Regions from separate parts of the Homo sapiens genome. Here region 1 is linked to region 2. Evidence: read pairs that join two places in POLR2A ChIA-PET (ENCODE). Cell type or tissue: PC-9. All regions are shown on one strand.

The links. Peaks named below come from ENCODE experiments on the same cell type or tissue, not always from the same donor. Only the 100,000 strongest peaks of a DNase experiment are listed, where the experiment ranks them.
Region 1: POLR2A ChIA-PET joins it to region 2 with 10 read pairs; 3 of 35 experiments call an interaction of 5 or more read pairs at or near these places.

What each region holds. Positions count from the first base shown.
Region 1 is chr5:58,271,943-58,274,442 of GRCh38, forward strand. No RefSeq gene overlaps it. Among named protein-coding and RNA genes, the nearest start is that of LINC02101, 150 kb to the left of the region's middle. In PC-9, no CTCF peak of the experiment used is centred here; no DNase peak of the experiment used is centred here.
Region 2 is chr5:58,187,013-58,189,512 of GRCh38, forward strand. LOC105378983 (a long non-coding RNA gene) reads right to left here. Exons shown (of 4, transcript XR_948350.2): 4 at 1-1,429. Among named protein-coding and RNA genes, the nearest start is that of LINC02101, 66 kb to the left of the region's middle. In PC-9, no CTCF peak of the experiment used is centred here; a DNase peak (open chromatin) is centred at 1,429; H3K4me3 peaks cover 754 bases; H3K27ac peaks cover 2,500 bases.

The DNA.
Region 1 (2,500 bases), 85 kb after region 2:
AAAAAATAGCTTAAGGAAATGCATGTTATTGTACAAATCAACCACTAAACATATATGGAAGAAATGCTGCAAGAAAATGAAGAACCTAAAATAAAACCCCCCAAAATGCACAGGAATCACTGTTCTGCATGGGGAGACTCAATATTTTAAATAATTTGAGTAACAAAATATATATGCATAAACAAGGTGTTTTATAACCAAATTCCAACATTCCCAAATGTCCTGTATTGGTAACAAAGACGACAGAAAAATAAAATTGTTAATAATAGGAGAAATATCTTTACCAAACATATGTATATTTCTAATATTTTAACTTTTAGATTGATGGGTACATGTGCAGGTTTGTTTTATAGGTAGACTTGTGACTCAAGAATTTGGTGTACAGGTTATTTCATCACCCATCTACTAAGTATATTACCCAATAGTGTGTTTTTAAACCTATTCCTGTTCATTTTAAAGCCCAAATAAAACAAGAAACAAAATTGATAATAAGAAGAGCTGGCCTTAATGAGCTTTTATTTAGAAAAATTTGCATGCCTATTAATTCAGGATGACATACATAATCATGTTGCATAAATCTTTCAAAAGGATTTCATTATATACTCCATCTTCATAGTTTTATTAGCTTTCCAAGATTTACCATGGTTGTAGAAATTTTTTAGTAGACTTGGTCAGGCACGGTGGCTCACGCCTGTAATCCCAGCACTCTGAGAGGCCGAGGCGGGTGGATCACAAGGTCAGGAGATAGAGACCATCCTGGTGAAACACGGTGAAAGCCCATCTCTACTAAAAATACAAAAAAAATCAGCCGGGCGTGGTGGCGCGCGCCTGTAGTCCCAGCTACTCGGGAGGCTGAGGCAGGAGAATGGCATGAACCCAGGAGGAGGAGCTTGCAGTGAGCTGAGATCGCGCCACTGCACTCCAGCCTGGGTGACAAAGCAAGACTCCGTCTCAAAAAAAAAAAAAAAAAAAAAAGAGACTCAGTTTGCGTAAATGAGCAAGTTCAGGCATAATAAGACTAGGAAAGTTATTCTCTGTTTATAAAAAGATGGTGGTGGAGGAGTTAAGAAGGTTGAAAAATTGGGTATCGTTCCTTTCTTCTTAAACAAGATCAGCATTTTGAAATTAAGGCAAAAAGAAATATGAGCCTGATTTTTGGCAACCGGACAGCATTTATAATCTACTTCAGCAGATTTCTGCTAAGAACATCTGCTCTAAGCTAGTGTTAGACTAAGATTGATTGTCACCCCTTTAAAAGGAATTCCTGTTTCCTTTACACACACACACACACACACACACACACACACACACACACACCTTATCTGGCAATCTTGAGAGAAGACAGAGAAATCTGAGAAACTAAAGAGTGAAGTCTGAATCCACCCTTGTCACTCACCATCTTCCTCAGCAGAAAGGAAATATATTTTAGGTTTCATTGAAATTATAAACAATACTATGTCTGCAGCTGTGCTTGAAAGTCTGATGTCAATACTACTAAATACATGTTTTCATTTTGAGCAAAACTTATCAAATACATACAGAACCAGATTATAAGATCCTATTGAAAACAGCCCACACAAAATATCTCTATTCCCTTTGTCACTATGTCACATGTGTTTATCCTTGGTTATGGCCGACATAGTTATCTATCAGTAATTAACTGTCCCCATGAGCTTAGAAAAATGAGATTTCAGAAGCCCGAACTTGAATCTGGACACAATTTCACATTTTGTAATTGATCTTTGGCATCACATGTCACTGTATTTCAACTACTAAATGAAGTGAGAAAAGAGCTCTTAAAGTTTTTTGAGCTCCATATTCCGCTAAGAAAAAACATTAGAAACACCAACAGGAAAAATATGAACACTCATGATGTCAGATGTCCTAGTCTGTTTGTGTAGCTATAAATAAATACCTGAGGCTGGGTAATTTATAAAAAGAAAAGGTTTATTTGGCTCACAATTCTACAGGCTGTACAAGAAGCATAGCACCAGCATCTGCTTCTGGTGAGGGTTTCAGGCTGTTTCTAGTCATGGACGAAGGCTAAGGGAGCTGGTATGTGCAGAGAGCACATGGCAAGACAGCAAGCAAGAGAGAGAGAGGAGAGAGGTGCCAGACTCTTCTTAACAACCAGCTTTGCCCAGAACTAATAGAGTGAGAACTCACTCATTACCATGAAGACTGCACCAAGCCATTCATGAGGGAACTGCCCCAATGACCAAAACTCCTCTTTGAGCCCCCACCTCCAATACTGGCAATCAAATTTTAACTTGCAGTTTTGGGGACAAATACCCAAACTATAGCACTAGGTATTTGTATAGTTTTTATTGCTATTGAAATTGAATTCCTTTTTTTCCTAAATGGATGCATTTATTATTTCTGCAAGATATATAAGGAAAGCTATTGTCTTCATTTAGGGGTGAATCAGCCCATTCATGGGTTGTATCAAGGCTAAACAGTGATTCATCAAAAGTAAGAAGGTACATTTTGTGATTCCTTT
Region 2 (2,500 bases):
TGTCTAATGGAGCAGGAACTATCTGTATGGGGTTAAGCTTTTAACCCAAAAATGTTTACTGAGCACCAATTATGCACAAGTAATTTGAAGTATTGGCCTTGTCTCTGAAAGGTGCTAACAGATAAACAACATCATTCTTCCATTTAGGCCGTAATTCTGTTCAGAAATTAAAGAGCAAAGGTTGTGAATGTCAGTTTTTCTTTCTTTCCTAAAAATCAATAGGTAATTACACTGACCCAAAAGGCAAAATGAATTCACTCTGTGAGTTTACCATTCATAGGACAGGACTTCACATTTACATGCCCATTTAAACATGCCCTGCTACAGTCACTTCTGAACATGTAAGAAGAGCTTCTTTGACATTCTGAAAAAATATTAACTCTAAAAGTTAGAGAGTAAACAATTTTAAGTGTTCAAATAGTACCTTCAAAAAATGATAAATAATTTCAATTTCTCTTTCAGGTAATAACATTGAGATATTGAGGTTCACTGGGAAAAATATTTTTGTTGGCACTTGGCACTTGGAATGCTTATAACATCACATCTTTAGTGGTATTACTTCAGCTATACCCTGTCTCATTGTTTATACAGATAGTGATGCATTTTGGTTAAGAATCTTAATAACAATAATCCTTTATATTTGTACAGTCTTTTTCAGTTCCAGGGCAGTTTAGATTTACCATCATATTAAATTCTTGCAAGGACTCTGTGAGATGACTGTAAGATTATTATTCTCATTGTGCCGTTGGGAAAACTGAAGCTCACAGAGTCCAAAGGCTATGAAGCATGGACTGGAAGCTGCCTGTCTGGGTTCAAATTCTGGCTCCATAGCTTGCCAAATATGTATAATTTGGAGCAAGTTACTTAACTTCTTTTGTATCAGTGTCCTCATCAGAAAATGAGGGTAATAACAGCACCTACCTTACTGGATTGTTATGACAGCTTAGGTTAATGTATGTTAAATACTTAACAGCAGTACCTGGCATATGGTAAATGCTACATGCATTTCAGAAATTGAGCCCAGATTTCTGACTGCATGTCTAGTGTTCCTTTCATTACAATAGTGTTTCAATTATGTCTTGTTACACCACTTCATGTGGTGGTTGACAGGGTACTGAACTAGAGGCAAAAGTACTACTACAGAAGCATATTCTGATGTTGTAGCTTCTACATTTTCCTGAATTAAAAACAATTAGGTAGTAATAATGTTCATGTAAACTATTTAGTAATCCTTCATGTGTACCAGGCTGGGTATCAAGCAAATAACGCATCTTTTACATGTATTATTCTATTCAATCCTCACAGCAGACCTGTTCATCTCCACTTGCAAACAAGGAACTGGAGTCACCAAGAGGTTAAGTTGTGCAGCGAGTCAGAGCATAGTGATAGGCATCAAAAGGGAGTTTCACGTCTGACTTAATATTGGTATCTGTGGAATGAAACAGGAATGTGCTTAATCATATCAAGCGATCTGATACTCAAACCTTTGTCTTCACCAGGGGTCACTGTCCTGGCAGTTACAGCATATTGCAAAACTGAAATCAAAGCTAAAGGCCTTAGAAATTTTTAATCTAAGCAAGAGCTGATTGTGTTTTAGTGGTGGATATCCAGTATAGTTTCCAACAATTGCAAATTGAAAGTAAAGGGAAAGTAAGCTAACAGACTCCTTAAAGTATCCACAGTCTTGGATAAAGCTTTTTTCTTCCAAATCTGCAATTATTCTTTTAAGGATTCAATTTAATTTATTATTTAAATTATTTTTAACATATATTATTTTAAAACTAAATTACATACAAATTTTCTTTTCCCTAATCTAAAGTTAAAATAAATCACTTTGTAATAATAACTGTGTAGAATTATATGAAAACATCATGTCTGTATTTTCAGTGCCTTAAGACACTTGGAATCTTTGGAGAATCTCACGTTCTAATTTTATTGGATTAGATATGCATGGCTTGGTGGCCTCAGAGGACAAGACTTAGGAGTAGCCCCAAAACATAGTCATCAGAAAAAAGAAAGAAAGTGGGGATTATTCTTTTAAGCAATTTAACCCAAAATCCAGGTTCCATGTTGTTCCGGCTTCAGAGTGAAATTTTTGTTCTCATCTAATTTTAAAGTTATACAACAACAGGAATGCTGTTAAGAAAACTCTGAGCATGAACCAAACCCGAGTGACAATACAGAACCCTGTTTTTATAGATGTTTGCCCCTAAAATAATAAAGTATAAAATATAAACTGACAAAATGGAATGCCCAGTCAAATAATATGATGTGACTTTGCATACATTTTATATCTCCTTACATGTCCAAAGGAGACATATTTTGTCAACATACAAATTCTGAGTGGCCTAGGAGGCAAGCCTATTCACAGTAATCCTCCTGGGAAAATAAGAAAGGAAGAGTAAGTACTAACTTTAGTATTAATTAGTTTTTGTGACACCATGGAACTTCCAACTTACAGGCTGGTAGGGATAGGGCACTCTGTCTCTATAGCATTGCA